Linked DNA regions of Homo sapiens: all the other regions are linked to region 1. The links are chromatin contacts, found by Hi-C or POLR2A ChIA-PET in ENCODE. All regions are on one chromosome and are shown on one strand. The core of a region is the stretch at or near the end of the contact, and the rest is flanking DNA. Distances in the headings are between cores, read along the strand shown. Region 1 holds the start of MARCHF7 (membrane associated ring-CH-type finger 7). Region 2 holds the start of LINC02478 (long intergenic non-protein coding RNA 2478). Region 3 overlaps TANC1 (tetratricopeptide repeat, ankyrin repeat and coiled-coil containing 1).

Evidence for each region. Hi-C counts contacts between places; a loop is a spot of excess contacts on that map. ChIA-PET counts read pairs that join two places held with the same protein, here RNA polymerase II (POLR2A). Pooled maps may share reads with other maps.
Region 2: a pooled map shows a loop between it and region 1 (9-fold over the local background). The contact joins the promoter of LINC02478 here to the promoter of MARCHF7 in region 1. A Hi-C loop is called at or near these places in 10 of 50 pooled maps. POLR2A ChIA-PET finds 5 or more read pairs at or near these places in 2 of 52 experiments (WTC11 and activated CD4-positive, alpha-beta T cell).
Region 3: a pooled map shows a loop between it and region 1 (2.7-fold over the local background). The contact joins the enhancer-like site here to the promoter of MARCHF7 in region 1. A Hi-C loop is called at or near these places in 4 of 50 pooled maps. POLR2A ChIA-PET finds 5 or more read pairs at or near these places in 2 of 52 experiments (BJ and IMR-90).

Annotation. Positions count from the first base shown.
Region 1 is chr2:159,710,345-159,714,368 of GRCh38, forward strand. It overlaps MARCHF7 (membrane associated ring-CH-type finger 7), which reads left to right and starts at 2,162. Exons shown (of 12, transcript NM_001282805.2): 1 at 2,162-2,262. It also overlaps a transcript of BAZ2B not described here. RefSeq lists silencers at 1,611-2,120, 2,641-2,760 and enhancers at 1,737-2,403, 2,171-2,450.
Region 2 is chr2:160,269,592-160,273,684 of GRCh38, forward strand. It overlaps LINC02478 (long intergenic non-protein coding RNA 2478), which reads right to left and starts at 2,304. Exons shown (of 2, transcript NR_103775.1): 1 at 2,129-2,304. It overlaps RBMS1 (RNA binding motif single stranded interacting protein 1), which reads right to left. Exons shown (of 14, transcript NM_016836.4): 14 at 2,560-4,093. RefSeq lists an enhancer at 512-1,121.
Region 3 is chr2:158,983,100-158,986,995 of GRCh38, forward strand. The region is part of intron 1 of TANC1 (tetratricopeptide repeat, ankyrin repeat and coiled-coil containing 1); the gene reads left to right. Among named protein-coding and RNA genes, the nearest start is that of TANC1, 16 kb to the left of the region's middle. Within about 2 kb of position 1,917, at least 3 of the 41 ENCODE cell types and tissues checked have a DNase peak (open chromatin) inside an H3K27ac peak, as active enhancers do.

The DNA.
Region 1 (4,024 bases), core at 912-3,411:
ACTACAGGCGCCTGCCACCACGCCCGGCTAATTTTTTGTACTTTTAGTAGAGACAGGGTTTCACTGTGTTAGCCAGGATGGTCTCGATCTCCTGACCTCGTGATCCACCCACCTTGGCCTCCCAAAGTGCTGGGATTACAGGCATGAGCCACGGCGCCCGGCTGCAAAATGTCTGCAGCATAGCAAAATCTCAATAATTATTTATCACTCATGATAATTACCTGAATACTAAAATCAGAGAGAGTACATTAAAAAGAAACACAACGAACCATTCTTAAATAATAAAAACATATTCATCAGTGGTCTTTATTTACTAGCACCAATAAAAAACTAGAAGCTCTGTTTAGCATAGGAAATTGGTGTCATACTCACTTTATAATATCATCAGTGCTGGGTGGGGACAAAGCCATAATCTGCCAAAATCTGCACCATCCTTGCCAGGTTTGGGAGTTCTGTAGAGTAGTTACCACTGCCAGGTCTGACTGCCATAGCTCAGGAAAAGGGTGCAGTCATTTCTCTTAGCATAATCTTGAGAAGATGTCTAAGAGACCTATGTAATATTAAGTCACAGAAAGAAACAATATTATTGGTGGTTTAGACATGGAATGTAATAGCTAACAATTACGGAATGCTTACTTGTTTCAGGAACTGACGTGTTATCTCATCTAAACAATGCTACAGAGCATGGGTACTGTTATTAACCCCGTTTTACAGGAAACCTAGGTTTAGCAAGGTTAAGGAATTGCTTGAGATAACAAAGGTAGTAAGAGGCAGGGGTGGAATTTGAAGCCATATAGTCTGGTTCTTCAGGGTGTATACATCCGTGTATCTATAACCACAATGCTGCAGGGGCACTCGAACAGGCTGGAAAAGAATTATTTTTCTTTAAAGGGCAAATTAATTTCCTCAAAAGTAATCTCTGTTCACTTTATCCCATACCAGATGCTTATTTTCATTTCATATCCTAAAAGTTAGATTGGCACTTACATGCCAACTTAAAATACCTTTAAGTCTTTAAAATTTATAGTATTTTAGAATTTATCATAGTGAAACATGTACAGTCTGTTAGTCCCCAAGACAATAAAATAAGGATGATAGTGACTGATACTCCATTCCCTTCCGATGTAATGACAAACACGTAGAAACACTGTGTTTCATTTATTGGAATTATTTGGATCCAAAGGATTGCTTTTAATACCTTAACAAAATAGGTCATTAAAAAAAATCAAGTGCCTTTCAGTATTCTTCCAAGTTTCAATAACTGATCTTTTCCATTAAAAAACTTTTGATTCATTATTCCAAATCAACATATCATCTAAATATTTACACATAGTTAGATGTAGCTTTTCCCTAACCTACTCCCTTTTATTTATTAGTACTCATTTACATCTTAGTTTGCCACATTTACAGTTCTTTGAAAGTTTCATCTAATATTCACCAGACCATTCACCTCACAATTTTCCTCCCTCTTTCTAAATAGGTGAATTTGTTTACTGCAAAATCGATGGCTACGCTATTAAAGGTTACTATCACGATTTTAAAAGACATGATCACCATCATTTACCAAGATTCTTACCACAAGGAAATGATCACAAGGTTGGACAAACAGGCTCCAACTCTTAAGGGAAAGGGCTTGCAGTTAGATCACACAGGGCGGGCAGGGAAGCAAGCGGGGAGGGGTAGGTCGGAAAAGGCAGTGCTTGATTCAATTCAACATTCACTGCGCCACTTACCAAGAGCCAGAAAAAGAAAAAAAAAAAAAAAAAAAGCCAACCAGCTGGGCGTTATTTCGAGCACGGGGCCCTGCAGGTGGGCCTGTGGGCGGGGACCCGGCGCCCGGGAGGGAAGGGGCTGGCTCAGAGACTATAGACGGGCGGGGACCGCCCCGGCCCGGGCCTCCAGCGCCCGGCGCCCGCACACTCGCCAGCCCAGCTGCCGGCACGCCGGCCAGCCAGCCGCTGCCGCTTACCAGTGGCGCCTCGCTGACTCCCCGGGGGCAGCTCTTCAACGGTTCCCGCAGTCAGAGCACCACCCCGCGGTGGGGTACCTCCAGCCCGCCCGCAGCTCTCGGTCCCCGCCGCGCCGCCACTCTCGCGAGAAGCCAGGAAGTCCGCGAAGTGGGGGGAGGAGGAGCAGGGAGGGGCACTTAACGGTGGTGGCTGGTTCTGCGCCGGATCCGGGAGAGGGGCGGGCGCCATTGTGCTTCGCTGCCGACTGCATTTCCTCAGTCACGGGCCTAGAACTCCAAGGAGAAAGGCGGCGGTGCGTGTTGCTGCGAGTGGGACGCGCACTGGTCGGTGCCGGCTCAGGAGCCGGGGTAATGAGCTGCGGAGCTAGTTCTTCTCCGTCTTGGGCGCTAGTTCGGGACCAGGCCGCGAGTGGGGGAGGGGAGGAAACGAAGAGGCCTGGGGACGCGGAGGCCGCTTCCTCTCAGGATGAGGTGGAGAAGCTTGGTCCGGGGCCACCGGGGCCAAGGGGCCACAGCGCAGGCCTCCCTTGCCAGGGGCCTTTGGTCGGGTGGTGGAGTTTGTGGCGGGTGCAGGGGACAGATTGTGTGTCTTCCTCAGGGACGTGTGGCGGGTGACGGGAAGAAGCCTGAGCCCTCCTTTGGCGCGGGGCGGCCTCCTCTTGGGCCGTGGGGCGGGGGGTCTTCGGAGCCCTGCGGGCCGCGGGTGTCGCGCGTGAGCTCGCCGGTGAGCGCGGGGCAAAGGCGGGCAGGGCTCCGGCTCGGCCAGCCCGGCCTCGAGTCGAAGTGACTTCGGTAGCCCCTTAGATTCGGCCAAGATTGTCTTATTGGTAACGTCAGTTTTTGAATATCGTGACGCCCTGAGAGTTATTTTTGTGTTGTGGTGAATTGTGGGTTCTGCAACTCGAAGTAGGTGATTGTATTAAAAATGGACCTGTTGGCCTAAGAAGTAAAAATATAGAAGGCGCCGGGAGTAGGAAACTCCCTCATTTTGGTGAAACTGCGTATTGAAGATGTGTGTCCACCCCCTCACCCCAAAATGCTGCACTTAATACTTTTTCTCAAGTACCAAAGTAAATATATTGGGAAAGTCTATCTGGGTAATAAATTCGTCACGACTAATGTTGTTTGTTACTATTAGTTAAATGTGTGAAAACTGAAATTTGGCGAGGTTTTCTCCCCCATTTTGTAGGATTGATTAGCTATTTTTCTGATTACATGTTATTTTAAATCTCCACCTTTCTGTCCAGAACCAAGATGTAGGATTAAAGATGAATTTTCGATTTAAAAATCCAATAGTATACAGTTATTAAGAAGGCACACATGTAGTGTAACTAGATCTTTTACTTGAGGTAGCAAAAAGTTTGTTTGAGAAATGAGGTCAGTATAATATTTTTATTTAACAGCTCTACAGCATTTTGGGAGACAGGACTGGTGCATGAGGCAGTAGCACCAGACTCAGAAGACCTGGGTTTGAGTCTTGATTTTTGCCATAGTTATTTAAGTTCACGAGATTGTCTCAGAAACATGGCAGTTAATTTCTAGAGAGGATTAAATTTGCTGAGGTGGTGTGTGAAGCAGTCACTAGGGGACATAATACTAGTCTTGGTTTTTTTCCAAGTTTAGTGCTGGGTCAGGTGTCTTGAATTAAGAATTCCTACTTATTCAAGTACAAATGATTTCTTTTTTCTGCCACCTGGAAGAGGGCTATTTTCCCAGATAAAGCACGAGGATGCCCAGGTTATGTTCTACATGAAGGTGTCAGGTAACGAACTTGGACACAAAAGTCATCCATGACTCTCATGTAGCCAATTTTTAGTCCGCTCCATACCCACCTTACACAACTCTTTTATCTGCTCTATGTTCAAGAATCGTCTACATTTTGACATTTTATTGTAGGAAAATAATTTTATAATGCAAAATCTGTCAAATATCTTAAAACTTTTTTAGATAATTTGTAATTTGTTGTAGTCAAATTACAAATTATGGAGAGCTTCACATTACAAGAATGAGCTTGACATGGCATCTGCCCTCCACAACTCACTGTTTAGTCATCAG
Region 2 (4,093 bases), core at 1,054-3,553, 560 kb after region 1:
AAGTTTGAGAGCTGTTCCCTAAAGCTACCTGATGCCCTGTGAGGCAGGCAGTGCCTGGTCCCTGGAGGTGTTCAAGTAGGGCAGGTGGCTTCAAGGATACTAGAGGATAGGAAATCCCTGCAGTCTGGTTTATGGTCTGGGTCCTGTGTGAGCACTGGAATAGCCTACATCAAATCTTAAGTCTCTCAGAGTCGCATAAAACAACCGAATTCTTTAATTCAAAGCCACGTTTTCAATTCTGAGCAGCCCAGAGACCTGCCATCGCTTTCTCGCGCCGAGTCACGTGGTCTGGCAAGGCGCGCGGTTTCCTCCCTAGCCGCCCCCAGCTGCCCTGAACCTTCAAAGTCACATTTCAGTCACTCCCCAGTCTGACCAACAACGCTCACAATGAGGGCGCTGCCAGCACAGGCGACGGCCTGCGCTCCAGTCTTACGAGGAACCCCAAATTCAAGACCCCTGTGACCCAGGCCTGTGTGCCCCGACAGGCTAAACCTCCGCCCAGGGGCTTCCCGATGTCGGCTGCAGCGGGTCTGGGTTTTCGGCCTGCAGAGCTCGCGTCTGACGGCTGAGGAACAAAACACCCTCCCTCTAGCGGCTCAAGCGCACACACCCTCTTGCCTTCCGCAGCCACCGAGCGAGTCACGGGAGACACTCTGGAGCCATTTTGCGGGGCTGGAATTCCTTCGCCCGGCGGAGCTCGGCGCGCACCCGTCAGCTGTGCCGAGGACCCTGCGCCCGGGGGGCCCCGCGGCCACGTGACCCCCATCTGGCTCTCGGCCTGGACTGAGGGGGCTGAGCTCATCGCGTTGCTATTCGAGGGGCAGAGACTGCCTGGCCTTCCTCAAATCCTGAGCTCCCGGCTCTCCTCCCTCCCCCACCTACTTGACATCTCAGGCTTTTTGTGGAAGGGGCAGGGCGATTGAGAGGTCGGTGACCTTTGTCCCAATGGCGCTGGCTCTTTTCCTTTTTGGCTACCCTAATGGAATGAGGATATAATCAGTCATATCTTAACATTCATTGAGCCCCGGCTCAGGCTGGGAGGCACTGCCTTTCTCCTAGTGAATTTTAAATCAGTATTTGTGGGATTTAAGCTCCAGCGGATAAACCTAGAGCCACTGGCCATGAAGGGTGTGGCAGTGGGGTGAAAAACGGGACTCCCGCCTCCACTCCCTGGCTTTCCTCATTCCAGCCACTATAGAGGGGAAAATACGTAGACCACAGAGCAACGGCCACACCCTCTTTCCTCTCCTCCAACCCCAGAATTCCACTTCAGTCTCAGAGCTTTCAGCTAGGTGGGGTTTATCCCCAAACATGCCACAACCCCTCTAGTTATATGGGAGCGGTAACTGTGAACCACCATCGCTGGCTTGATCCTCCCTTTTCCGTGGATTGGTGCTCCTGAGTATGTTTACCGGTTTCAGTACATAACACAGCCAGATAGAGGGCCGCGGACTTCAGCGGCGAGAAGCTACAACAAAAATAGGGTGAACAAAAACGAAGGTGCCCAGGAGCCTGAATTGCATTTCTTTCTTACCTTTGGTCATAGAAAGGAGCACTTAGGTGTTTGGCTGGAACGCAAAGTGAGACCAGAGCTTACATTCTTAGCAGCCTGGGTTTGTCTCGAGAGGCCATGCTTCTCTCCTCCCTGACATTTTGCTCTCAGAAGCACCAGTTAGCATCAGAGGAATGTTGTTTCCTTCTCTGAAACAGCCATCAAGTACCAGCGATTTCTTGGCTCCGGCAAGTTAAGTGCTCTGACCCCTCCCTTATCTAACTCACCCCGCACACCATCCACATGGCAGGGGACGCAGCCAGAAATGGAGCGGACTGCATCTTTTCCTTGCCCACTCTTTTTATCACCATGACAGAGCCACTGGACACCAGGAAATAAATACTGAACCACCACACTAAAACGTTTACTCCACTTTGGGCAGAAGGAGCCTATTTTGCATATTAAGTGCCTCCTATAAAGCAGTCAAGTGAGGGAAAGAGGAGTTCTCGCTCCTCCGTGAATGCTGCACGGGAGCCTCCAGTCGGGAACAGCTGAACAGGTAGCTCTGAAAGAGGACCTTGGTCATAAACGCATAGATAAGATTATCCCGAGGTTCTCGCCCACATGCTTCCTTACCACAGGTGGGAGGGCTGCTGTTAGGCTGTCTTCCTTGCTGAGCATTGACAAGCAATGAAATAGTTGAGGCGTAGCAGCAAGAAAGGAGGAAGAAAAAGGGCCTGGTTTTTTGGTCTTTAAGAACAGACCACTAGTGGTGTATTTTGGGCTGGATATTTGCTGAGCCGACCGTTGACGTGCTGAGCTGACGGTTGACGTGCTGAGCTGAGGGTTGACGTCTCTGGTCATTACACAGATTTAAATAACCAGCAAAAGTGGGGTGGAAAGGTTTTTCCAATTGTTTTCAAGGAAATGTATTTTGAGGATATATTGAATCTGACATAACTTTCAACTCACTTTCAAACCAATCTACTGAGCTGAAGAAAGAGATCAGAAATGAAATGAAATTCTGATATACACTTAATCGACTTAAAAAAAATTGACAGGAAAAATAAAATTTCAGATGTTTTTTATTCAAAGGTTCTCAAAAGAAATAAAACAGAAAAGCTAACAATCTGATCAAATGTACAGTTCAAAAATGTCTTTTGGCGTTTAACAACAAGTCCTAGGAAAGAAAACTACAGAGTTATCTTGAACCGGACAAATAAGTTACCACTGGCAAGTCTGTGGCACTAGTAAAACAAAAATAAAAAATTAACTCTCTTGATCATATAGATATCTCTATGAAAATCTTTTTTTTTCAATCTGTACAAAAGGTCTTTCTTCATAAATTAATTTTTTTATAATTTAATGGCTGTCTACTATGTGATGTTTAACTGATTTTTTTTTTTTTATGTACAGAGGTTATGTTTCCCAAATCTTACCCAGACGAGTATGGCACTTAGTTCAGACATTTCTAGCAGCAGATTTCCCCTCCCCTCTAACCGAGCTATCAAATTTCTGTCTTAACTAATGCAAAAATATCAAGTAGTGAGAGACCCAGGTTTATAACTGTACTAGGTACACAGAGGGTGCTGCGTTCAGTCTGGACTTTCACAAAGCAGTAATATTCCAGGGAGCATAGAACCAATAATACCACAACTTTAAAAAAATGAAACAAAAACAAAAACAAAAACACATTTCTCTTATGACTATGTAATTTTCACTAGAATCTACACTTCTCAGAGCAGCAAGGACTTTTGAAACTATGAAATGTCACTGACATCTATCATCAAATACAAGCATAAAATTTAAGAACTAAAAAATACTTGAAAGAAATAACTGCTTAGCCCTAGCTCCTGAGCTAGGAGGATTTGGTCTGTGGAAACAGGGAGGGCCAGCAACCTGTCCCAGCACAAAAGAAAATAGACTCTGAGGTAGATAACTGATCATACACAGCTGACCAGACAAGTACACAGTTTTGGAAGACAACTTAATTTACCATTGCTTTTAAAACATATGCAATTGCCTTAATAAAAGAGCTTTAATAACAGTGAATTATCTTATATGTACTAAAGTAGAAATAACTGTGTATTTATGAATCAGGAATTTCATAGTTTCAAAATTGGTTTTCTTTACACTTGAACACTTGTAGTGATGATGTAAAGTGTGGCACTGCTTGGATCCAAATCTTCCTTCATGCTTTTTTGTTTGTGTGTGTCCATACATCAATTAAAATTATAAAACCTAAATGCAAAGGTACAAAAAAGGCACATTCTCCTAACCGCAAACTGGTCCGGCAAAAATAAAGAGCACAGAAGATGTGATGCTGAGACAAGTTGGAGCTACTGGTTACTGGCTCTTCGGTCTTTGGTGAAGTTACCTTTAAAAGTGCCAAGTCATTTTTATTTTTCAAATTTACCTAATAGAGAGAGAGAGAGAGAGCTAGTAGCCAATCGTTTTGCTTCTATTCGTTATCTCAGCTTATGTTTGAAGATAAATCCTTACTTTTAGCTTTTGCCACTTTGTTGCAATAGCAACATTTTTCGGTTTGCCAGATTTCAGGCATAATTCTCATTCTAAAGCACTATCATTAGTATAAAGGAA
Region 3 (3,896 bases), core at 667-3,166, 730 kb before region 1:
TATGAAATGTTTTGAGCTAACAAGTAGGACAGTTTTAGATGGTGATTTATAGAGGAGAAGGAGTAAGAGTCAAAAGTGGTGTTTTAGCCAGGCACGGTGGCTCACGCCTGTAATCCCAGCACTTTGGGAGGCCGAGGTGGGTTGGATCACGAGGTCAGGAGATCGAGACCATCTTGGCTAACACAGTGAAACCCCGTCTCTACTAAAAATACAAAAAATTAGCCGGGCGTGGTGGCGGGTGCCTGTAGTCCCAGCTACTCGGGAGGCTGAGGCAGGAGAATAGCGTGAACCCGGGAGGCGGAGCTTGCAATGAGCCGAGATCGCGCCACTGCACTCCAGCCTGGGAGACAGAGCAAGACTCCGTCTCCCAAAAAAAAAAAAAAAAAAACACCAAACAAACAACAAAAAAGTAGTATTTTATTATTGGCACAAAAATATTGCTAACAAACTCTGGTTTTTATGAAAATCAGTATTTAAAAAATCAATTTTTTTACTGAGACTGACAACATGTGAAGCTCCTCAGACTTTTGTAATGTTTTGCTTGAGTATGGTTTAGAACAATACACTTTATTTAGGTGGAATAAGTCTATTGTACTGTGCTCAAGTCATACATGCATATTCATTTATGAAATAAATATTACCGACAGGAGAGCAGGCTTTTCTAGAGAAGAGGATGGTCAGTGCTTCATTCAAGATCCTCACAGTGGAGAAATGGGGATTCTCCTTATTGCCTTTGTGCCTATTAAAGATGCACGCGAAGGTGGAATTAATATATCCTAAGTTTTGAACAGAAGTGGAGGAACAGTTTGGAGAATGCCTGGATATCTATGGTCCTTGCATTCTTGCCATTTATGGGTAAACCAAAAAGTGTTGTCTTCTGTCATCAGCTGTTTCCAAGTCTTGGGACTTTGGCTTTGAATCTGGCTTGGACAAGAAAAGATCTCAGCCAGGCAAGGACTGACACTGCTCCTTCCCAGATAGTGCCTGTTCTCTCAGAATGAACTTGATTCCCTACAGACTTCAAGTCAAGTGGTACTTGAGCTTTTTACACTTTTCCTCTACCATTACAAAGTTTTGTTTAATCTCTTCCTTTCTGAAATGTTTTGCTTCAACAAAAAGGACCCTTTTAACTGTCCCAACTCTACATACCAAAAGTTAAGCCAGGAGGAATCAAAGGGTGTTAGTTCCCCCTTCCATCTGGAAAAAAGAGATGCCATTTCTAGGACAGTGATTGAGACCTAAGCCAGTGGAAAATGTAAAGAGACTTTACCTTCTTCACAAGGCTTTTTTGCTTCCTTCATAAGAGTGGTGTTAGCCAACTCAACAAATAGAATTTCCTTATGAGTTTTTTAAAGATAAAAAGTTACCATGAAGGTGGTAACTATTTGACAAATTAGAAACCATTTTCATTTGTCAGCGGGTGGTGGAGGTCTTGTATTCATTTTTCCAAAAAATGTTTCTTGAGAGCTGGTCATTGTGCACTTCAGGGTTTGAGGCCCAGTGCTGTGTCTCAATCTGAGGAGACAAGTGCACACACAGTACCACTGCAAGGTGTTAGGGAGTGCAGGAGGAGGAGGAGTAGGGGGAGGAGGAGGAGTTGACAGTGGCTGGGGAAAGCTTCAGGGAGGAGGGGGAGGAGGTGAAGGTGACTTTGCCAGGTGGGAAAGAGGGTGAGAGGCTTTCTAGAGAAAAGGAGCGTAAGAAGCAGAGGCTGGGAGGCATGAAAACACAAGTTGTGTTTGGGGTGTTGTTACTAGAACGGACGGTGCTTGGCATTTGGGTACAGTGGCAGGGAGAAGAGAGCCAGATTGCAAAGGCCTTGCATGCCAGGCTAAGAAGTGTGGACTTGATCCTGTAAGCAAGTGATAGCTGTCAAAGGTTTTTCAGCAGGGAGATGATGTAATCAGATCTGTGTGTTGGAGAAAAGCTTTGGCAGCGGTGGTGTGGAGGAGAGACTGGCGTGGGGACAGATGGGCTGCAGAGCTCTCTGTTAGGAGGCTTTTGAAGTAGGTCAGGTGAGAGATGATGTTTGAGGCCTGAGTTAGTGGGAGGAAGAGAACTAATGCCAGTTGAATACCTTTGAGTGTGCACTTAAGGTGAAGGTGCATTAGCTCATGTAATCTTCACAGAAAAACTTTTCATAGGGTGCTGTTGTCATCCTCATTTTGCAGAAAAGGAAGCAAGCTCAAAGTAACCTAGTTCAGCCAGGATTGAACTTGGGTTTACTGTCCTGTGCCACCATGGTTTTTAGAACAAGATGTCAAAGAACAAAATTTCAACAAATGAAGCTTTAAAGATCTAATTGTTGTTTTTTAGGGGTCCATGAACTAGGCAGCACCCAGACTACAAAATAGGCAGGCGCTCTGCAGGGCATGGCTGAACAGCGGGTTTTGTAAGGCAGCTTGAGCAGGAGCACAGAGATTGCATAGTGCCAAAGGTGGACTGGTTAACCTCAGATTATTACTTCAGGTTACTTTCCTTGTGTGGGTTAAAGCAGAGGGGATTTCCTTATTTTTGCCAGCTCTGGTTGACTGGGCCCACCTTTTTTTTCCCTTTTCTTCCAAGACAGAGTCTCGCTTTGTTGCCCAGGCTGGAGTGCAGTGGCGTGATCTCGGTTCACTACAGCCTCCACCTCCCGGGTTCAAGCAATTCTCCTGCCTCAGCCTCCCAAGTAGCTGGGATTACAGGCATGTGCCACCACGCCCAGCTAATTTTTGTATTTTTAGTAGAGACTGGGTTTCACCACGTGGCCAGGCTGGTCTGAAACTCCTGACCTTGCGATCTGCCTGCCTTGGCCTCTCAAAGTGCTGCGATTATAAGCATGAGCGACCGCACCCAGCTGACTGGGCCCCCTTTGATTGGTTGTCGTGAATCTTGTGCTTTTTGAAAACTGGCCTGTTTGGAGATTTGACTATCATTTCTCTCCTGTTTGCTTGGAGGGTCCGATCTTACAAGTAAACAGCTTAGGTTTTGGTTTGGTGACGTGGAACTTTTGCATGAATGACTCCATTTGGGTTGGTCTGTTGGATCCTAGTGCAAGAGCTCAGTCCAAATCAGTGGCTCCCTATCAATTTCACTTAACAAGACGGAATGAGAACATGAAGAAGGAGTGCACATGGTGTATGATTTTTGGACTGGGATGAAAAGGAATACTTAGCAGCTTACTGAAGGTAGAGAGTTTCCAGGTGTGGCAACAAGGTATGGATGATGAACAATACTATAACAGCACTCTCTCAGGAGGGGAGGGGCAGAGTTTGGGGGCCATCTGGGATACCCAGTTGGAAATGCCCAGTCGGTGGTTGGAAATTTGGCATTCCTGTGGAAACTCTTTTAAGCTAATGATATACCTCCAGGTAGGCATGGACTTAGAATTTGTAGGAGGGCATGGTTAATGCCTAAGCATCATCTGGGGCACTTAATTTGGAATGCAGATTTCCAGGCCCTGCCCCCAGGAGGTGCTTCAGTAGGCCTGTGGTGGGTTTTGGGGATCTGCACTCATGTCAAGCTCCTGGGTTGAGAGTGAGACAGGTTCTCACATTTGAGAAATGTTTGGCTTTCCCAATGGCCTAGGCTGTCTTGTAATTTCACTTCCTTCAGGGAGCTTTTGATAACTCCTCAAAGAATAGGATGTTGATCTCTGGTAAAAAGCAACATCTGAGAAAATTGCTTGTTTTTAGGAACCTGTGTACATTCATACTTAATTCTGCCAATGATGCTTTTTAGTTTTTTGGATTAACACTCAAAAGTAACAAGTCCTCAAAATTAGGTTTGTTCTGTTGTTTTAAGTGGACCTTTGGCAAGAGATTTCTAGTGAAGCTTGATTCTGAGTACTTTTCTCATGTATTAAAAAGAGGCTGGAGGAGGGAACCTGGGACGTGGAGAGTGAGGAGTGATAG